Linked DNA regions of Mus musculus: region 2 is linked to region 1. Evidence: chromatin loops called from intact Hi-C (ENCODE). Cell type or tissue: gastrocnemius. All regions are shown on one strand. Links, peaks and the distances in the headings refer to the core of each region. The heading gives the core; the rest is flanking DNA.

What was found. A loop is a pair of places that touch in the nucleus more often than their neighbours do. Peaks named below come from ENCODE experiments on the same cell type or tissue, not always from the same donor. Only the 100,000 strongest peaks of a DNase experiment are listed, where the experiment ranks them.
Region 2: a loop joins it to region 1, with 2.4 times the contacts of the local background. A loop is called at or near these places in 2 of 42 quality-filtered maps.

Annotation. Positions count from the first base shown.
Region 1 is chr11:23,886,942-23,898,571 of GRCm38, reverse strand. It overlaps Papolg (poly(A) polymerase gamma), which reads left to right and starts at 3,302. Exons shown (of 22, transcript NM_172555.2): 1 at 3,302-3,550; 2 at 6,668-6,829; 3 at 8,277-8,343. The coding sequence starts at 3,534. Gm12061 (a long non-coding RNA gene) reads right to left here and starts at 4,320. Exons shown (of 4, transcript XR_872317.3): 1 at 4,127-4,320; 2 at 3,712-3,809. In gastrocnemius, for the core only: no CTCF peak of the experiment used is centred there; DNase peaks (open chromatin) are centred at 3,271, 3,590, 3,823 and 6,366; H3K4me3 peaks cover 1,787 bases; H3K27ac peaks cover 1,185 bases.
Region 2 is chr11:23,673,065-23,684,694 of GRCm38, reverse strand. Pus10 (pseudouridylate synthase 10) reads right to left here. Exons shown (of 18, transcript NM_028304.3): 4 at 11,371-11,457. Among named protein-coding and RNA genes, the nearest start is that of Pus10, 13 kb to the right of the region's middle. In gastrocnemius, for the core only: a CTCF peak has its summit at 5,284 (motif pointing left); DNase peaks (open chromatin) are centred at 5,292 and 5,916.

The DNA.
Region 1 (11,630 bases), core at 1,956-9,955:
TGAGAAAGAAGTTGATCAGAGGTAGTGAGTTTGCTTAGAATTGTGGAGCCCAGGCTGCACAGCCAGTGTCTATTATGAAACAGTTTCAGAAACAGGTGAATCCCATAAGAAATCTTGACTTCCATTTGGGAAGAAGCAAGACTTCTACCTCCCTGTCCTCTGAGTTTATGTTAATCCCCTGAGTTCTGGGGGAAATGATTGCTACCTTGCTTGGTTTGGTGCATCTCACATCTCAACATACAGAACAAAGCCTCTGATAATGAAACAAGGTTTTGTTTTGTTTTGTTGGTTTTTGTTTTTGTTTTTGTTTTGTTTTCCTTTAAAAAGTTTCATGTATTCTGATCTAGCCTTAAATACAATGGAAACAAGGAAGATATAGAACTCCTGGTCCTCCTGCCTCTTCCTCCTAAGTGCTGGAATTATAGGCATGCACCATTATGCCTAAATGCTAGCAAGTTTTTTTTTAATTAAAAAATATTATTCAGAGATGCCTTGAGCCTTACCACATAATAACAGACCAGGAAAACCCAGAGGTTTGACATTGGAAATCTTTTAAACAACAGACTTTTGAGGGCTGCCAAGATGACATAACAGGTAAAAGTGTTTGACTTGAGTTCTATTCCTGGAATCCATACAAAGTTGGCAGGAGACAAAAGGTATCTTCTTACCACAACACATGGACACCCACAAATAATAAATAATTTTTCATTTAATTTTTCATATTTGCATTATTTTCTATAGATGTATTTTTTTTAATTAATGTGGGCTAGAGAGAGATGGCTCAGTGTTTTAAAGCATGGACTGATCAGAGAGGAATTCCTAGCTTCTACATCAGGCAGTTCACATCCCCCTGAAACTTCAGGGTGTCCTATGTTCTCTGCTGGCCTCCATGGGCTCCTGCACGTGCATATATCCTCACACAGACACACATGGATACACATAAATGAAGGTAAAAATAATTATAAAAGGCAAAACATGATAGGCTCTTCAATTGTTCAAATTATGTTCCTAGTTTCATATATCCTAGGTTCAGGAAAGTAAATAGACTCCTGTCCTCCTTCCTCTGGACCAACTTGACGTTTTAAAAAGTGGCAAATTGTGTGAATACAGCCATCCCTTGGTATTAAGGAGCTAGTCTGAGAGCCTCTTACTGGTTCCAACACTAACACTAAGAGGTGTTCAAGTTCCCTCTATAAAATGGCACCATATTTGCATATAACCTACAAACATCATCTCACATACTTTAAACTATCTATAGATTAATTATAAAGCTTAATGCAATTTAAAATGCTATGTAAATAGAGAGTAATGCCAAAAAAAAACTTAGAAAGCAAAGACAGACACATCTCTGTGAGTTCAAGGTCAGTCTGGTTTACATACTGAGTTCTGAGCTACAGAGTAAGACGTGTCTTTAAAAAAAAAAAGTAGTTTTGAGAATCACAAGAAAAAGATATGTACATCTTCAGTGTGGATAGAATTTTATCTTGAATAATTAAAATACAAGGTTGGTTGAATCTGAAGATATAGCTGGTGGATCTGGAAAATTGACTACAACTCTACCAGCAACAAGAACTTTACATTAGAAACCAGAGACGTATGCTAAAATTCAGTGCTGAGTGAATAAAACTGAACCACAGAAGGCAATCTTTCCTCTTTGAGGAGACAATAGACTGGATGAAGGCAGAAGATGCTGTAAAGCGTCCTCCAAAATTCACAATGAAGAACGAAGTTGAGCGAAAGTAAGCTAAGAGGCTTTTAAGAATTGCAAGGCTGGGGTGTCACTCCTCCTCCTGATACTAGGGCAACGGTGCCTGAGCACAGTAATATTATGGTTGTGTAGCAAAGTGTTCTTATTAGATACGCATATCAAAGTATTTTTAACGTTTAAAATTGGGACTGTGAATAAGGCTCAGTGGATAAAGCTGTTTGCTGCCAAGTCTGAGGAATCAATTTTGATCCCAGCGACTGAAATGGTGAAAAGGGAGAACAGAACAGACTCTAGAAGTCATCCTCTGACTCCCTGCAGGCTAAAGTAAGTGTACTTTACATTTTTTTCTTAAAGAAAAAGTTCAAGGTTAACGTAAACTTTATTTTAAAGTTCTAGAAGTCACAAAGCTAGCAAATAACAAAGGTGGGTCTGCTTCGAATCAAATCCCAGTCTAGCGACCTCCTGAGCTCCATTTTGTCTTCTCATAACCTACCAAAATCTGTACTCCCAAATCCTGCTAATATACAGAATCCTCTCTTTTAGGAAGCTATTAGTGACTTTCCTCCATGTTTAGATGGTCCTCTTTTGGTCCCCCAATGACAACTGGACCCCATCTGTATTTAAATAGTGTATATATATATTTTCTCATCCACTCGCAATAAACTCTTGAGGATACGAATCTAGTTCCTACAGTGTGTAATACATACTTCTGCAGCAGCAGAATATCACTCATATTTGAAGTTTTTCTCCACCTTTTGATGGGAAAACTCTGAACTTGCTCAGGTCAAACCACAGACCTGCTTTTATGCATCAAACATGGAGCATAAACAAACTGACAGACCAGATTTTCAATAAATACTTTGAGTGAATAAATGAATAATTCAGAAAGTAACCTCCTTTCCCGTGACTGAGTCTCATTCCCCAAACAACCGTGCTTGACTCTTGGGAGAAAAAGACAGGGTTTGAAATTACTTTTATCCTTTAACATTTAAACATTGGTCATTTTCTCCCTCATTTTCACCGTCATAATCACACAGAACATGATTTTCACTATTTGAAAATGTGAGGTTTGGGGGCAGAGCGGTGGAAATCCTTGGGTTTATCTTACGGCTAACTAGTAGCAATTATGTTCAACATCTCAGCTAAATGCCACAAAGTCATAAATTGGGACTTGGAGGTGGTACTCCGAGGGAAAAGAATACAAGTTAAGCTGATTTATTTATAAGCTTTCTTCCCTGGATTGGTTGTGTTAAAGTCGCACCTTCTTGGGTGTGACCCTCGGTGACAAAAATCTTCTCAATGTGTACTTATTAAGTCTATGACTTTAAGATGTGGGATAACGGAAGAGTTAAAATGGTGTTAGGGAAAGCGGTGGTTTTTTTTCTAGATGCTTTTATTGCAGAAACAAGGGGAAATTGACAAATAACCTTCCCAGAGGTTTGCCTGAATTGACAATCCCACAGACCAGGGAGACCTGACACTCTGACAGATGCTTTTGCTGCAAGTCCGCTGAGGTGGGCGGGTCCCGGGAACTCAAGGCTGGGTGGGGGTGTGCCCGAGGGCGGGCCCAGGGCTGCAGGGCGGAGCCGCGGAAGGCGAGAGGCAGCCTGGGAAGTAGCGCCATATTGGCGGTGGCCGCGCTGTATTGTCATAAATAGAGCCGGTTTTGTGGTGTTTTCACTACTCGGTTGAATGCCTCGGCTGTAGAGAGTGGGGAAGTGAGCGAGCTACAAGCGAGCGAAGGGAATTGGACAGAGGAAGGAAGAGAGGGCAAGAACAGGACCCCAAAGCGAAAGACACTCGCTGGAGAGAGACGCAGGAAGCGATGAAAGAGATGTCTGCGTAAGTGGGGGCGGCGGTTGAGGGCGAGGTGGAGAGAGGTGCGCTGAGGTGGGCAGCCCCGGCTTCCAGCCCCTGCGCCTGGCACCCTGCGCAGCCGGCCGGGACCTCTGCTTTCCGCTGCCCTCCACTCCGCAAGGGCATCTCCCCTACCCGGGACTCACCTGGCCGCCCGGCGGGGATTCGGGAGTCGCCGTCAGCCCCCCGCCGCCCGCCTCTGAGGACGCCCCCAGACCAGGATGAGGGGGAAAGGCGCGTGTGGCTGAGGAGAAAAAACGGTCGGTCACTCTCCTGCCCCAGCCGTGTCTGAGCCCGTCTATTCTGTCTGCATTGGCGCAAATACCATCCCCCTGCCTCCCCTCCTCCCGGCCGGACCCGCTATCTTTCAGGTCTTTCGGAGAGGGACTGACCTAGCGGAGCCCCTAGGTTTGCGGTTGCTCCATGAGAAAGGCTAAACCCTCTACCCCGTTCCTTCCCACCGACCCACAATATCTACCGGGCTGTATCTATCCCCTGCTCACACTTTGATAAGTCGGAAGCAGTTTCTGTACTTGTCAAGAATTTATTAGAATTTCTTACCTTTCACTTTATCCGGAAATAATTTCAACGTACAGAAAAATGCACAGAAATACAAAACACCATTTGTGTAGCCACCACCCATTTTTCCCTAAGACTAACATGGGGTGTGTTCTTAGCTCTTTAACCTTTCTTTCTTGAAAAGAAGTCGAGCATTCCAATACATCTGAAGACTCGCCTATCCTTTCTCTGATTGCATTCACGACGCTCTTCCAAGGCCCCAGAGCACTGAGTTTGGTGTTTCTTGTTACTGCATTTTTAATGTTGATAGTACCTATCCCTGTATCCATAAAAACTGTGTACCTGTTTTAAACTGTTTATAGGGTATTTATTATCAGTTACTACTCTGTAGACTGGTTCTTTAGAACATGATCTCTCTGACCTTTTGCTATGTTAATATTTTCATTATTAGTTATTTTTTATTAACTAATGTATTCCGTTTATAAACATAGCCCAGTGTAGTACTTTTAGTGACTATTTTGAGCTATTTAAAAGTTTTTTATAGAATGTCAGTGAGAATTCTATTTACCTATCTTTGTACCTTCAGTAACATTTCTGTAAGGTTTTTTTTTTTTTTCCTTGTAAGTGAAATTCATAACACTTTTTGAGACCTACTTCTTAGAGTTCCTGTTTGGTTTGATTTTATGAAAATCTGTCTGTGCCATGTATTAATCACACACTAATCTTGCTCAGACAACCTTATCTCTCATAGACAGACAGACAGACAGACAGATAGATAGATAGAACTTGAAATAATTAATTGAAGTTTTGTTTGTTCTACAGCAAGATAAAAATGGGAGAGAAATTAGAGTTGGGTTTTTTAAAATACTCCCTTATATTTCATTAAGTCATTTCAAAGGTATATAGGCTGTTTGTTGAGATGAGGTTTCACATGGCCATGAGCTTGCTTCTGCCTCTACCACTTGACTTGTGCCACCAAACCTGGCTAAGCTATCTTATCTTCTCTATTGTCCTTTCTTTCTCCCCATCCTGTAAAACCTCCAGCTGAAAAACATGTTTTAGTTTGTGGACTTACAAGTCACTGCTGTTTTGTTAGTTCGGTTTTTGGTTCAGAGATGGAACTCAGGGCACTACACATGAAACAGTCTGTCACTGAGGTACATCTCCAACCTCAAGGCAATTTTTAAGCATTTAAAATGCAAAAAGAATTAACTACAGTTGTATTTTTGTGGTGTTTACATTTTAAATTGATAAACTTGCACATAATTTGTACAGTGACTAGTTTAAAGCAATTGGCTTGTCCATCACATTTACTGATTACTTATATAAATATGTATACTGTAATTAATTAGTATTTATCACAGTTGCCCTACTGTGCTTAGAATTAATTATAGAGCCAGGCATAACACAGACCTTTAATCCAAACCCCATGAGGCAGAGGCAGGCTGATCTCTGAGTTCAAGTCTGGTAAGTTCCAAGACAGAGTTATATAGTAAGACCCTGTTTCAAGAAGAAAGAAAGAAGTCCTAGTGTCCAGTTATACCTTTCTTTGGTGAGAAGGTATTGCTATGTAGCTCAGGCTTTGAATGTAGATTCTTCTACTTCAGCCTTCTGAATGAAGGGAATAGAGGCATGGGCCTATGTCTGTCCCATTTAACCTCCCTCCTTTCTTCCTCTGTTATTTTTTTTTTAAAGAGCTAATTTACTCATTAAAAGACTGCCTTTTGAGATTATATTCTTACTGTTATGAATAGTTCTTTATGCAAATATGAAGAAAGGTGGTTAGGTTGAGAGTATATACTCATTTTTTCTTTTGCAACAAAATGTACCCCATATCTTTTAGTTATAGATGTAGTCAGAATTCTGTGGTGCTTTATTGAAGATTGTAATTTTATACTAGTTAAGGGCAATTAAGGGTCATTTGAGCCCTTCAAAATTTGCTGTTTAATGTAAAGAATTTGATAATTATTCAGTGTGAAAATGATATGAGTTCCAATCTAAAATGAAGAATACTAAGTACAGTCACAAAGTGTTAGAAATGTAAACTCAGGTTCCAGGAAAAGATGTTTGTGAATGTAAGTTTCTCCAGGGACTGGTTGAGGTTTCTTTTTAAGGCTAGATCATGTTCTGAGGACCATTTGATGGATGTTTTGTTCCCTTACTTATAGGAAGACCATTGTTTTACTAACAGTGTCTTTCAAGTGTTTGACTTCTTTTCAAAGATTCTATAACCTAGATAGTATTTGACTCAGCCTGCAGGGAATAGTAGAGGGAGCCCTGGCATAAAGCCCATTCAGGGTCTTTGCAGTTGAACTGAGTGGTGTTGATACAATTGTCTTGATTCCAACACATACTGCTTTGGGCTTGAAAAGACATCCTGACCATGGAAGCTGGAAGCTGTATGAAAAACACTTCATAAAGACAGAATACCCGCCTTTCCTTTTCTTTTTCTTTCTCTTTTTAAAAATGACTTCCTTGGTAATGTTCCTCAAACTTTTAAGTGGCTCAAATAACTTAAGAGGTTCAATGTGTCCATATGAAATGAGACTTAAAATTTTTTCATCATTTCTTTTTCTTGAACAGAAACACTATGCTGGACAGCCAGCGTCAACAGAAGCATTATGGAATTACCTCTCCAATTAGTTTGGCATGTCCTAAAGAAATTGATCATATTTATACACAGAAGTTAATTGATGCCATGAAGCCATTTGGAGTATTTGAAGATGAGGAAGAATTGAACCACAGGTATATCATTGAAACTATAAAATACTTTTACAGTCTACTATTTAATCATTAACTCATACATATTGAATACCCAGTGATCACTGCCATAAAAATGCTCCCCAAAAAGGAAAATCTTAGTTCTCTTGGAACTTAAAATTTTAATATGGATTAAAAAAGAAGACTTAACTGTCAAATAAGTACAATGTTAAGCATGACTGAGTACTAGTGGGAAAAATAAGTTTGAGGGTAGAAGTCTTTTTTTTTTTTTTTTTTGGTTTTTCGAGACAGGGTTTCTCTGTGTAGCCCTGGCTGTCCTGGAACTCACTTTGTAGACCAGGCTGGCCTCGAACTCAGAAATCTGCCTGCCTCTGCCTCCCAAGTGCTGGGATTAAAGGCGTGGGCCACCATGCCCCGCCTGAGGGTAGAAGTCTTTAGAGAAGACCTCATTGAAAGGAAGGGGGCATGTGTATGTTTGAAGGAAGTGTGCTCTGGGCAGAAAGTCTAGGGTGAGTGTGTAGTTGGTATATTTGAGGGGTAGGAAGAAGCTTAGGACAAGGGCACCTTGTAAGGCACTATAAGATTGTGGAAATTGAACTCATTAGGGTTTTGAGAAGGAGATTGGCATGATCTGACTCGTGTTTTAGCAGTTATTCTGGTCATTGTGTTGGGAATAGTGTAGAAGGGAAGAGGGGTCAGAGGACAAGAGCGGAAGGAATTAAAAGGTCATTATAACAGCCCAGGTTGGAAGTAATGATACCTGAAACCTGAGGATGGCAGTGGAAATAATAGTGTAGTCTAGATGTGTTAAAGGTAGGGTTCTTTTAGGACAAATAGAAGCAGTTTCCAAAGAGGAGTCCAAGATTTTCAGTACCTGCATCTTACTGAATGGAATTCCATTTTCTGGGGAAGACTGAGACAGGCAAGTTTGGAAGAATCAGGAGATAGTTTCTCGTTTATAGGATGCCTAAACGCATCTCTCTCTCTATTGTTCTTTTTTAATGTGTTTATGCCATTGGTTTTAAGTTTAATAATATCAAACTGCATTAGTTAAGTACTATTTCATAAAAATTAGCCAGTAATTAACTTACCTATTTTAATTATATATAACCCCAGTACCAGTGAGAGTACCAGTGAGAGAGAATCTAGTCTCTAGTATCACAATGAGTTGATGTAATTCTGTTGTAAAGCGGACTTGACAATTCAGTTTGCCTCTGTAGCCTGATTGAAGGTAACTTAGTGATTTATATTAGATTTTTTAATATTTGAAGACAATTCAAAGACCAATCTATTATCACATTTATCATGTCTGGCACTCTTAGATCTTTTAGATGTATGAGGTATCAACAGATGTGATAGCATGAACATATATATGATATGAATTTAACAGAGCATCAACATCAAGTTTCTACCTGTGTGTTTATTTCTTTAATGTTGTTTAAAAGTTTAAAGTTCTCATCTTTTATTATAGGCTGGTTGTTCTTGGTAAATTGAACAATTTAGTAAAAGAATGGATTTCTGACATCAGTGAAAGTAAGGTAAGATTGAAACTGCATAGAATTCATTCACTGTTTTTATTTCAGTATCATCCTAGCAATGATATGTAAGAGTCAAGTTATCTGAAATACTTTAAAAAAAGACCCCGCATTTCTAAATAATATAACCTTATATGGTATATGACTGTCTACTTTTGTATCTTTAGAAGGATGCTTTTTGCCTTGCTTGCAAAGGGCAGTTTTCTTTTCCTTTGTCTTTTTGCAGAATAGTAGTGTGTGCCAGGTTGTGGGCAAATGAAATACAAGTTCAATCCATTAATTTTGACTATCATATCTTAACAATTATATCAAATCTTTATAGAAACATTTCATTTTAAATAGGTATTATAATTTTGTAGCTCTCCATTTTGGTTTACAATAGGTTAACTACTGGCTTCCAAATTGAACATCAGTAATAACAAAAACAGGCTCTCTGGCATACTTGGGAATAGAGTGATCCAGACAACTGGATTTCTAAGTAAATGAGGTTCTAACCCAGAGATAGCCAATTGTAGTGACAAGTCTATAAAAATGTCTAATTTGACTCCTATGTACTAGACCAGAGTTTCCAGGTTCAGGAGATTTTACTTAAGAAGCCAGACTTTAGATTTACAATGTATTCCATCTGACAGCACTGGGCTTGTTTTTGAGTACAATACGAAGAGGCTTGGATGAGATCGGGTTCCTGTTCTCCAGCGCCTCATGGCCCCCAGGATCTGTTTTCTATGTCATGGTGACTGCCATTTACCTATGTTTCCTGTGTGGAAATCTCTTAGTTGCACTTACTACTCAGACATAGTTTGCAAGTCCTAGTTCATAATTATGGAACTCTCTTAGTTTCTGCCTTTTTAGAGGGTTTTGGATTATGAGTTTTCTTTGTTGTTGCATGAGTATTTTACTGAGTGTACTAGGATGAGGTTGGGCATGTTCAACTAGGTGGTAAAACTTTTTATTAGTCAGCTTCTTATCCCTATAACTGATTCCTGAGATGGACTACTTAGGAAGAAAAGATTAAGCTAGCAAACAGCATTGGAGGTTCAGGTCCAAGTTCAGACAGCTCCAAGCTGGGGTGGTAGTGGGAGGCAGGGGCAACAGAGCGCTGTGACAGGAGTGGAGTGAGGGTCAGAGCAAGTGTCACACTCCACCTAGGAAATAACCAGTGAATCCAGCAGCACCCCCTTTGAGGACACGCCTCTGTGACCTAAGATCCTCCACATCCTAGTCCCAGCCACCTAGCCTCTTACAGTCCATACTGCCATCCTAGAACCAAGCCTGTTAGCATGGAACCTTGACGAAACACTACTCATAGTGAACCATCCATTTATTTGTCCATTCACCAAGTGGCCCTAAATCTTACAGTTTAAGCAGTAAGCAGTTTTGTTTGTTCATACAGTAGTCTCATCTTTTCCCTTAACAGTGCTCAGTTTAAAGTAAGTATCTCAGTATTTTCTGTTAGAATTTTCAGTTAGAATTCTCTTTTTAGTTACAATGAATTTGTAAGGTTGGTTCTTTTGACTTAGAATAAGGTAATGAGACACTAAAGACTTAGACTTTAGTCATTAAATTTAATTTAGTCTTTATGTTATTTACTTTTGTTGCCAAAAGGGTATCTGGCTCATTTCAGATTTGTCAGGAAGGGTTATATCAGTAGCTAAGGTTGTTGGATACAGTAGATTCTGGAGGTAATCAAAAATTCAACTATAACAGCTATCAAGTAGATAAAGTAACCAGCTACTGTATCGATATTATACTGTCATTTATAAATATTCTAATTTGGGAAATAGATAACTAAAGGGTTTAAGCTAAGTCAAAGATCATTTGATAGTTGTTGAGATACTCTAGTATTTTTCACAGATAAAATTATCTTCAATTCTGTAGTTGTATAAAAAATAATGTATCCTATAATACCACTTCTTATAAAAGATGTAGGAATCATACTTTCTTTTTCTTTTTCTTTTTTTTTTTTAAATTTATTTATTATTATATGTAAGTACACTGTAGCTGTCTTCAGACACTCCAGAAGAGGGAGTCAGATCTTGTTACAGATGGTTGTAAGCCACCATGTGGTTGCTGGGATTTGAACTCTGGACCTTCAGAAGAGCAGTCGGGTGCTCTTAACCACTGAGCCATCTCACCAGCCCCTTTCTTTTTTTTTTTAAGGCAGGGTCTCACTATGTCACTCTGTTACAGAACTCTCTATTGTAGACCATGCTGGCCATAAACTCACAGACATCTGCCTCTGACTGATACCCTTTCAAGTGATAGGATTAAAAGCATTCACCACTATCACACCCAGCAAGGATTTTTTTTTTCAACATAGAAAGTAAAGTGATATTTTTTTAATGGTCTGGCTTATTTATCTTTTTTATTAATGTGAGTCTTAATAATTTTATTGGCTCCTTCCTAGCTAAAATTTTGAGATTCTTGAAACATTACTATGCATTAACCAGAGGAGTGACTGTGTCTTGTTGTGCAGGTCATTTTCTTCAGGTTAGTCACCAGAACTGTGGCTGGGGAGATAAAAGAAGAGTAGCAGATCCAGTTCTCACCTCTGACCAGTTTAAGTATGGTTGACAAGCTGAGAGTTATATATTAGAAAGGTATCTCTAGAAAGAGAGCTCGGTTGATAGAGTGATTGCCACACTAGCATAAGGGCCTGAATTCAAATCCCCAGAACCTGATTAAAAATAAATAGGTAAGGCTGGGTATGGTGTGCATGCCGTCAGTCCCAGGACTCAGGAGGCAGAAGTAGGTGAAGCTCTATAATTTCAAGGTTGGCCTGGTCTATAAAGCTACTGAGGATAGCCAGGATACAGAGAACCTTATCTCAAATAAAAGCAAACAAAGAAAATAGCTAGATAGGTAGGTAGACAGATAGAATAGGTAGGTAGGTAGGTAGGTAGGTAGGTAGGTAGGTAGGTAGGTAGGTTGATAGATTATGGCACCATACTCCTTAACCTCAGCTACAGGGTCAGTGAGAGATCCTGTCCAAAAAAAGGAACAAGTGAAGAGTGATCAACAAAGACACTTGACTTGACCTCTGACCTTCATTACTCACACAAGAACACACACACTATACCCACTTACACACAACAAGTAAATGTAGTGTAAAATAACTTTACAGTTTAATGGCAAAGGAACACAAAAGAAGAAGCTTATTATAGAGTTGAAGATAATCAGGGAATGCTTTGTAGAAGGAAATGAAACTTAAAATGAACTTTGAAAGATGGGTTGTTAAGAACACTAGCTGCTCTTGCAGAGGACCCCAGTTCAATTCCCAGCACCCATAC
Region 2 (11,630 bases), core at 1,240-9,239, 210 kb after region 1:
TACATATCAATATTCTCAGAAAGAGAAAAGATTTTATTTGTCAAACAAGAGCACAGACTTATTTTTCTAAAATACATACACTCAAAAGGTGGCAAAAACTAGAAAATAGGGGGAAAAAAACTTAAAGCATTATGTATTTTTTAAAAAGTCTCATAAATTATGTTAAGCAAAAGGCATGGCATACAGGGCATTATGGCTGTTTTATGTGAGGCTTAGATCAAGCTCCAAATGCTAATCCTAACAGCAATCTCCTCACACACCCAAAGGACAGTGCAGGAAGCTGCTACTGCAGGGACAACGAGCACTTATTCAAAACTAGAAGAAAACATTCTATTCCACAGCAGATCCAACCAGTCAGTTCCCACCAAGTAATCCCTGTTTTCTTTCTATAAGGCAATCACTTAAAATGGGAGAAAATGAGAGGGCTCATTGCCTAAGGGGGTGGACTAACTGTGCAGAGCACTCAATCCCACCTCAGGCAAGTTAAAGCTGCTTGTAACTCCAGCTTCAGGGGATCCGACCTCCAGCCTCTACAGAAACCCACACTTGTGTGCACATATGCATGATTAACAAAGTAAGAATAGGGCCAGTCATGGTGGCACAGGCCTTTAATCCCAACACACAACAGGTAGCGAGACAGGAATATCTCTGAGTTCTAGGCCAGCAAGGGCTACACAGTAAGACCGTGCATCAAGCCAAACAAATAAATAAAGATCTTTAAGATGTGAGAAAGGGACTGGAGAGATAGTTCAGTGGTCAGGTGTATATGGCTGGTCTTCCAGAGGACCTGTGTTCAATTCCCAGTGGCAGCTCACAACTCCAGTTGTGACTCCAGTCCCTATGACGTCCATAGGCACCATAGCAGGCACATGTGGATGCCAGGGGTCAGCCTGGGCACTGCTCCTCAGAAGCTTCCCACTTGTTCCTTTGAGACACACTCTCTAGTTGAGACCTGGGACTCGGTAATTAGACTAAGCTGACTGGCCAGCAGGCTCTGGAAACCCTCTTGTCTCCTCCACCTCCCCAGTGCTGATATGACAAGCTCACTTTATCCAGTGCTCCTGGCTTGGCGTTTGGGTACCAGAGATCTTTTTACATGGCCATGGGGATCGAACTCAGGGCCACAAACTTGAGGGGCAAGCACTTTATTGACTGAGCCATCTCCCACATCTTTAAATTATTTCTCTTGTTAAGATATTACAAGAGCCCTTGTTTTGTTTAAAAACAGACAGAGAGCTAAGGATTCTTTCTCTAACTTTAAAGATATCACAGTTTTTGGAGAAAGTACCAAAGGAGGTGCATCTGCCCTAGAAACAACCCGTGTTTAAAATCTTACCAAATCACAGCGTGGGCAGTATGGCAAGTGGCAATTACAAGCATTCTCTTTGGGATAGGCTAGTTCAGAGTTCAGAGTTCAAATCCTAACTCTACTATTCATCAGTAATGCAATCTTCAGTTTCAATTTCATCACAGAAAAATGAAGACAAAAGCCCAGCCTTCTTTGAGCGCTGTGATGTCTGAGTGAGATTGCCTATACAAATACTCAATAAACAGCAGTGCCTTACATTCATAAGTTTATCTTGCTAAAAAGACATAGTTTATCTCCTAAAAAACATAGTACTCATGTAGCTGTGTTCTATGTGACCTATGCTTTACTGTCACTATGTATGACTCAGATACAATTGTGACAGAATTACTAAATCTAAAGCAAAGCGATATTATTCAAAACAAAATTAAAAAAAAATAAAAGATGGTTGACATGACATTTCTGTCATTCAAATCAGAAATAGGAAGAGCCTAAATTAGAAGTTCCTTTTTTTCTGAAACTTAGTGCACGAGGCTACAGTCCTAAAAGTTAATGTACCCGAAAACCATATCATAAGGCTCTCCACAGCTGGCAAGTGGCCGTGTGCTAATGTGGTACCTCCAACAGAGACACGTTTAAGGGATTTGCTTCTTCATGCTTTCCTTTAAATTCTATACACCGCTGATTCCAACTATAAGTTCTAAAGATGCTGTGTGATGAATCACAGGTATAGAAACATGCAAATCAAAACAGGAGACTTCACTGTTTTTAATGCAGCCTATGCATACATTCACACAGTGAAAAACCATAGCAACCAACCTCTTCCTTCTTGCTCTTTCTCCACCTATACCAGCTGGAGGCAGGCCAGTAAAAAAGGCAAGCTAGAAAATAAATATATGTCTTTAATCATTTAAAGCACATGCTTGACTATGCTTTCAACTGCATTCCTGGATCCAATATACAGTACATTTCCATGGTGGTCCGGCCCTACTTAACCACTGCTGGAATTAGTACAAAGTATAATACATGTGTAAGAAAACACCCTAGTGAAGCCTAGGGCTCTGTATACTTAACATGAATTATAAAAACAATGTGAGTAGTTAAGAAAGTTATTCTGTAACTAAAATGATCAGGTAAAGTCAAATACACAAAATTTACAGGTTGAAGAGATAACATGGCTTTACAAAGTGTTATGAAAAGAGCAGGAAAACACATTCAAATTCCCATAAACATAAGATGGGACGTCATTTGATCTCTATGAGCTCAGGGCTTTCTTTTTCAAATGAAGATGTGATGGCTAGGCAAGTGGTCACCATCCTTAAGGATGGAAAAAACTTACCTTTTTGCCGATGCACACACTAGGGCTACATTAAACTTGAAGAGGGCCACTGAAAAAGTTCAACAGGTACAGGCACTTGTCTCTAAACATAATGGCCAGAATTCAATCCCCAGGGCCCACATGGTAGGAGAGAGCCAACTCCCAGAAGTTGCCTTCTGACCAGTACATATGCACTATGTCATGCACACATGTACACTCATACATGATGAATAAATAAATAAATGTATGTCATACGAATTTTAAAACAATTGGCAGATGGCTTGGAGGGTAAACGTTTACTGTGCAAGCCTGGCAAAGTGGGATGGATCCCTGGAGCCTATATAAAGGCAGGAGAAAACTGATGTTACAGTTGTCCTCAGACCTCCACACACTGTGGCATGGGCTCCCTCCCCCAATACAGAACACACACATACACAGGAACACTGAGAATTTTCAAATCATTTAAAGAGTGACCATCGAAGGTCACTTTTTATGTGCTAAGGTCAGGAACTCACAGACTTTCTTGCAGTCATTCTCAAAAGGTAAGAACGGGTTTGCACCTGGAGAGGTGTTCTCTCCAGGGCTGTGATAAATCACAACAATGTACACATAACTATCATCCTTTAAATTCAATGCCAGGAAAAGCTAGGGAGCCCTGTTCTACGTGACTAGGAAGGTGTCTTCAAGCCCTATGAGTCCATGACTCTTATTTGTGTGTGCATGGGCATTGTGCATGCCATGGTGTGCATGCTGAGGTCAGAAGACAATTTGTGAGCACTGGTTCTCTCTTTTCCACCATGTGGGTCCAAGGAACTGAGCTCGGAGCTTTGGACTTGGGGACTCGTGTTAACTTGATGAGTCACCTCACTGGCTTTTCCATGTCTCTTAAAAGTGCAAAATTGCATATGCTGGAAACCTCTTGGAGTCACATCTTACAGAAAGATGGATTTGGATGGCTGCATAAACATACTTGTGTGCTATGAAGGTTTTTAAAGTTGTAGCCTGGGGACTGGAAAGATGGTCCAGTGGGCAAGAGCACTTGCTGTTCAAGCAGGAAAAAAGAGTTCAAATCCCAGGCTCCTAATTAGGAGGCCAACTGTGCTGCATATGAATGGGTAGCCCCAGTCCTGAGGAGAGGGGGGAGACAGGAGGCTTGTTGGTGCTTGCTGGTTGTTATCTAGCTTCAGATTCAATGAGAGGCTGTCTCAAAGCTATAGGGCAGGGAGTTAATGGTAAGACACTCAAAACCCTCCTCTGGAGTGCACTCACAGGCTGTGTGCAACTGCACATCACACATAGCCAGCCGCTGCCCGCAAGGCCGAGGAAGTGCCTGTCAGCAAAAACGCTTGCCACCAAAAGCATGAAGACGTGAGTTTGATCCCCAGTACTCATGCAAAAAAGCCAGGCCTGTTAACTTACAGTGGTGACAAGTAGGTTCCTGGAGCTCTGCCTAGCCAGCCAGCTTAGTCATATTGGCAAGCCCAGGTCAGTGAGAGATCTGTCTCAAGCTCCAGAAGAATTCCAAGTTGACCTCTGGTTCCTGCACACGCTAAGGCAAACTTTAAACCTGCCTTTCTAAGTTCAGAAAGCACAGCAGAACAAAGGAGATCTTTAGTGTGTTGTATATCTAGGAGGGGTGTCTGCCATACAAATTTTAAGTTGAAAAAGCATGGAAAATAAAGAGAAAGGAGAAAATCTAACCGCTGAATCAGAAGACAGCCAGCTCAGGCCTACACACACATTACTATCTTAAACAAGTGGCTCTCTATAGTTGCAGTTGATCTGAGAACTAAACACAACAGAAACCACAATCGCTTAGAAGAAGTAAGGACATTAGCAGAGAGGGAGACTTTACCTAAGAATACAATTCAGATAAAGCCAAGGATCTGTAAATGCATGCAAACTTTGAGTATGTGCTTCTAGCTCTCCTGTTCTTCACTTGCTTTAATATAGGGTATCACTGCATAGCCTGCATAGCCTTGAACTCACGATCCTCTAAGCCTCCTGAGTGCTGGATTACAAGAATTACACCATGCCAAGTGAGTCTGTGCTTGCTTAGGACAAAGGAATTCATTATTTTCTTCAGATCCTAAATGAGATCAACGGATCCAAATTGGTAAGACCACAAATTAAAAAAAAAAAAAAAAAAAAAAAACATTTAAAATATTAATTTATGAAATTTTTTTAAAATATAATTTCTTAAATTAAAGAAAAAGTGCTGCTGCAGAATTGGTAATTTTATTCTTACCTAATTCAGACTATTTAATGCAAAGCATGGAAACAAAAAATATATTTTGAGCCAGGTGTGGTGGCGCACGCCTTTAATCTCAGCACTAGGGAGGCAGAGGCAGGCAGATTTCTGAGTTCAAGGCCAGCCTGGTCTACAAAGTGAGTTCCAGGACAGCCAGGGCTGTACAGAGAAACCCTGTTTCAGGGAAAAAAAAAAAAAAAAGAAAAGAAAAGAAAGAAATATATTTTGATCTGACAAACAAAACTCCATATCATACTGAACATTGAGAAACAGGGTGCTTCATATGATCAGAGTAACATTTATGATGCAATATAACTCATTTAAGGTCACTAGGGTGAACAAAGGGGTCATCATATACTAGCCATAAGATGGAAATGAACTAAACTGATGGTACAATATCGCCCTCTGCTGGACTCAGCTGATACAAGATAAACCTCAAAGAATGAGCAAGACTTCCCAATTTGGTCTGGGGCATCCTTGATAATCCTTGTCACACAGTGGCTTTACAGAAGCCACTCCTGAGAGCAGAGCAGTGGCTGTGGCAGCAGAGTCCACCTGGATCACATCACAGGAAGGAACCCGAACAGTGCCGCAGGCCCAGGACACACAGTCATGACTGAGGAGGTCACAGGCTACAATGGGGAGCTGTCACTGTTTCATTAAACAGATATGTGTCTCTCAAACTGATTTCCAAACATTTGTGTCTATGCCCAGACTGCTGCTCTCAGCTTCACTAATGGGAGGAAATGTTCCCTTTGCAATGGGAGAGGGTTACTGCATAAACTCACCAGTTAAATTTCTGAGAATAAGTGTCTATTGTGTGGTATAGTACCCAAGGCTCAGCCAGACACAGAAGATTGTAACCAAACACTTACATTGCCCCTCCCCTCCAAAGTCCCAGGAACATCACAGCAGAAGGGGCAGGAGAGTGTAAAAGTCAGCAGAAAGGGAAGCATGCTGTGTAGCCATTTCCTCTGGGTTGAAAAGTATCCTCTCATAAAGGGGTAGGACACTCATGAAGCTCCTGGAACTACAGGAGGGCTGGCAAACATCTCAGCAGCTGAAGGGATTTGGGGCCAGGCCAGACAGCTGATCTCCAGTACTCACATATTCTAAGGAAAGAACGAACTACTGTAAGCTGTCCTCTGACCTCCACAGGCACACTGGGACGCATCACACACACACACACACACACACACACACACGGACACGGACACGGACACGGACACGGACACTCGCACACAAATATTTTAAAAGAAACAGTAACTTCACAGGACTCCAGGAAGCTCATAAAAGTTACAAGACTAATGAGGTTCCCCACCAGAGATTGGATGAAGAGCACACAAGCCAGGAAGACAAGAGGCTCTTAGGCAAAGAAGCTGGGCACAGGCTGTACTGGTATTGTATGAAGCACCTCTCACAGGTCATCCTGTTTGTGGAGGTGGCTTTTCAGGAACATTGCTGCCTGAGTCGCTTACAATAAACCCAATAAACTTCCAGGCTTACCAAGCTCACAGACTGGAATCATGAATTTGTCATTGTCTTCTTTATCTGAAGTGAAAGGATGTAGACTCCCATGTGAAGTAATGCAACAGCATTAAAATAGAAGGGCTTCTTAACTCCCTGCTGGGCTTTAAGAAGATCATCTACCAAGGGAGGATGCTTGAATCTCACTTAGAAGAGGAAATAAAATAGTCACAATAGGCAGATGGAGGGAAGGGTCTGGGAGGGAGAGGGGATGAGGAAGGGAATGGGATCAAGTACAGGGAGGAACATGTGGGGTGGGGAGTGGCCAAAAGGCCATGAGAATAAATGGAAATCTGCAAATGATGGAGGCGGGGGTCATCTCCAGGATGTGACAAAGACCTGGGATAAGGGAGGCTCCCAAGAATCAATGGGGGTGACCTTAGCTGTGACTCACAGAATTGGTGGAATGGAACCTGAAGAGGCCACCTCCTGTAGCTGGGTAGGAACCTCAATGGAGGGATAGGGACACCAACCCACTAACCCCAAATTTATCCTGTCTTTAAGAAATGCAGGGACGGGGGATATAGCAGAGACTTTGGGAATGGCCAACTAATAACTGACCCAACTAGAGACTCATTCTAGGGGCAATCACCAATCCCTGACACTATTAATGATACTCTGTTATGTTTGCAGACAGGAGCTTAGCATGGCTGTCCTCTGAGAGGCTCTACCCAGCAGCTGATTCAAACAGATGCAGACACCTACAACCAAATAGTGGATGGAGCTTGGAGACTCTTATGGAAGAATCAGGAGGAAGGATTGGGGTCCCAAAGGGGATAGGAACTCCACAGGAGGACCAACAGTCAACTGACAGGGATGGACCCTTGGGGCTCTCTGAGTCTGAACCACCAACCAAAGAGCTATATGGGCTGGACCTAGGCAACTTGCACATATAGAGCAGACATGTAGCTTGGTCTTCATATGGGTACTGAACAACTGGAGTGGGACTATCCCAAAAGCTGTTGCCTGTCTGTGCAATGTTTTTCTGGCTGGGCTGCCTTGTGTGGCCTCAGTGGGAAAGAAGCCCTGCAGAGATTTGACGTGCCAGGGTGGGGGGATACTCAGGAGGAATACTATCCTCTCAGAAGAGAAGGGGTGCAGGGAGGGGAGGATTGTGGGATGGAGGGGATCAGCAGGGGGAGGGGGCAGTGAGTGGGATGTAAAGTAAGTGAGTGAGTGAGTGAATGAATGAATCAATAAATAAATAAATGGAAAAAGAAGATGATCTTTCTTTCATGTACCTCAGCTTGGTGGCTTTCTGTCCTTGGTTTAATCTGTGTCAAAAAATATATCCATTCTGGTAAATTCTTTGGGATGAGAATTATATCCATCTTGAGCCTACCTTCTGAACATAAACTAACTTGTCTTTGTTCCTTCTAATGCACAAACCTCCACGTAAGCATGGCATTCCAAGAACAGGAGCACTAATGGAAGACAACTGTCACCTTTTCATCCAGGTGGGCCGAAAGCCAAACATTAGCCACCCTGTATCTGACCCCGTTATCCAATTGGCTTACTGTCTCTTTAAGCAACTCTAACTACCACTCCAGAGGCATCTCTGCAAATACATTACGTCATTCCTTTACTTGGCAACTGCTTTTTAAACTCAGGCATAAAAACTCATGTTTATTCTTATTAACTTATTCTTAAACTCATGTTTATTCTCATTAGCTCATGTTTATTCGTCCTTTTAGACTGCTCTTGTTCATAAGCTCTACTGTGAATTAACTGCAATAGCCAACATGCCTGCTGCACTCTCAACCCTGTGTCATGTAGCCCCTAGTGAGGTTCACATACATCTTCACTAGCATAAACTATGGACAGAAGAGAGAGGAGAGAGCCCTGAAGCACATCAGGAGCCTCCCTGCAGTTCAGTGATGGTGTGTTCAATGTGCAGGTGCCCATCAAAGGACCTCTGTGTCCTACTTTTGGAGACTAGGATTTGGGAAGACAGAAAGTGAAGATGCAGCATCTATTCTAACGTCTTCCCTCAATGGAGTTTCACGAGGCTGAACACTGTCCAGCTTGGGATTAGTCATCCATTCACTCTTTTCGGATACAGACAGTCCAGCACAATCCAGTCAGTTGTAGTTAGGCCCTGCCATGTTCCGGCCACTTTCAGGAAAGCATTTTGAGAGACTGGCCATGCAGGGGGCTGCGAGGCACTGCCAAGCTCTACCAGCTCACTCCATGCTTCAGACATACTCTGCTCGCAGCAAACTTGTCCTTCCTCGAGCTTAGTGCCCACGGCTCACCCTGGAGCTCCTGGTCCAGAATCTCACTGTGCTTTGCGGCTGAGCTTGCCAGCTGCTAATTTTCAGAATTAACTTACTTACTTTTGGGAAAGGCGCACTTTGTCTCCAATCGCTTGGAAAATATGCTGCCTTTTAACATCCCTGAGGATAATGAGCAGGTGCAGGCTGTTTTAACTCTATCTTGAAATATAATTTTTTTTTAGTTTCATGAAATGATTTATTTTATTTTATTTTTAGTAATTGCCAGTAAATATTCTTCAAGGTGGGTAGCAGGAACCCAAACATAATTATGTCCTATTCCATACCTACTATTGCTTTCAAAGAGTCAATTTCATGTCACTTCAAAGCCAACACATCTCCCTTTGAACTGGGTGACTTTGTACAAGAAAAAGAGAGAGCAGCAGGAGGCATAGTAGGGTATACAATATGATATTCTAGTCCCTCTTTCTCCTACATCTCCCCCACATCATGGGGTCTCAGACTGTGACATGGCCAAATCTATGGGGATTCGTATGGAGGCAACCTTCTGCTCATATGTCTAACATGAGATGCTTTTGAAGGGAAGGAGGGAAGATTACCAAAATGCATTTTGGTTCTGCCTGAAGGCGCCAGCCTCTGTTGTTTACAAAAGATGCTATGTAGATGATACACGAGTTCAGTCTGAAATATAACTATTCACGAACCCAGAGGACTGAGCCCATTTAGGAAAGCGTCACTTTGTGGAGCCAGAACTTTCACTCTTCTCAGAATGACTGTTCTACGTGTTTGTTTGTTTGTTTGTTTTTGAGAACGATCACATTTTCCCTGACAGAAAGGCCAAAAGCAAAGCAAGACGTTCAGAACCCACCTTTCTCTCCATCTATCATCAGTGTGCATCATTCCAAGAAGGCCTGTCTCCTGCTTCATTTGTTTCCTGTCCCTTAGCAATTCTTTACTCTCTTAGTAGTTCACTGTAGGGTCTAGTTTTTTTGTTGCAATTCTAACAGAGCTGAGCCTCCCTCTTATATTTGTACTAATATGACTCTATTTTGGCTTATATTTTTTGTAACTGATCTTAAGTTTGTGAAATAAAACTTGATTGTTCAATCTGGGCAACACTTAACAAGGAGTTCATCGGGCCACTCATTACAATACTTTAAGCTTTTCAAAATGAAAATTTTTAAATGCACATTCCTCCTCCGATGCCCTCTCTCTAACTTAAGATGAATTCAGGATCCTCTTGTCTTTGGCATAGACCGAATTCCTCATTTTTACTCTTTTAAAACTATTTAATGAGACAGGTTTTTCCTATATAGTCCAGGCTGACCTCACAGCAACCATCCTGTCTAGTTTCCCAAGTGCTGAACTTATAACTGTGAATCATCATATCGGCTTCCCAATTTGGGGGGCAGGGGAGAGAAGGTTTCAAGACAGAGTTTCTCTGTGTGGCCCTGGCTGTCCTAGACTCGCTCTGTAGATCAGGCTGGCCTCAAACTAACAGAGATCCTCCTGCCTCTGCCTCCCAAGTACTGAGATTAAAGGGATACACTACCACCGTAAGGACCATGCCCCCCAATCCTTTATGGGGATTTTTCTCTAAACTTCCTTTTATTGGTTATAATAATTTGGTTTGAACTAAATTTGCTTTCCCTGAACTTCCTAAAACTTATAACATACCTCTTAGGCAGATGCTTATGCCAGTTTTTTTTGCATTGTTTGAAATTCACCTGTCCAAAGTTTACAGCCCTTCTCCCCACTTGCAAGAATGGATATATTTTTTAATTCTTCATTTTGAGCAGGCAGGATGGTTTAGCAGGTACAGGAACCTGTTGCCAAGAATGATGACTGAGTTCAATGCCTCAGGCCCACATGGCAGAAAGACAGAACCAGTTACTGCAAGTTGTCCTGACTTCTACACAGGTACACACACACACACACACACACACACACACACACACACACACACACACACACACGGATATATATACACACAACTAAAACAAAATAAAAATGTAAAAAAAAACCCCAAAAACCCTTAAGAGTATTAATTCCTCAACATGCAGTCTTTGTAACAATGGCACTGGTGAGTTTGCTGTTTAGAATGCAAATTCCTAAGCCCTACCTGACCAAATACATACAAATCTTTGGGATGGTGCTTGGGAAACTTCAGGCTAGGCTCAAATACCTGGCAATCCTCCTGCCCCAGCTTCTGGATAATGGAATTACAGGCAGGAGCCACCTTACCTACCTATGAATAAACCTTTTACATGCTAAAAGTTTAGGAACCAGTATCTAGGAGAAGACACTTCAAATAAAAAGTTCTCAAATTATGTCCTTTTAGCTCAATGTGATTTTTGTATATGTAGCCTTTTAGACTGTGGGTGACAACCACACCTGGTATCACATAGCAGAAGGTAGAGGGGTCACGAGAAAAAACTAATAATGATAAAAGGTTTCTGAATGTGCAACAACCAAAATTAATTCAAAACCACCTGTGCAATGAATCCGAGGCATGTCTAGCCACTCTTGCTCATGTCCCATCATGCAACACTGCAGCAATATTCCCAGGATGGCCTCAAATTCCTTGCCACCCCGCTTCCACACCCAGTACTGAGGTTAAAAGTGGGAGCCTCTGTACCAAGTTTACATTCCCATTTTTGTTTGGTGTGTTTTAGAAATTAGAAACTCCTAGCTTACATTTTACACGTGCTCTGAAGTGGGCAAATGACCTTACCTCTCTTACAGACAGCTGCGGTGGAAAGGAGACAGATAAAACCACGCTGGTGAATTCAAACCCAGAGGCTTCAACCTTTTGGCACACCTAAAAGAGTATTACAGATAGGTAAACTCCCAAGAATTCCTGAAAATGTGACTCTAATAATAAAATCTCTCCCAGGACACTGCACAGCTTCCCAGCATTCAGTTCAGAGCTAGGGCTGAGGCTCAGTGGGTCTGCACTGGCCTAGCATGTACCAGACCATCTCTAGCTCTGCC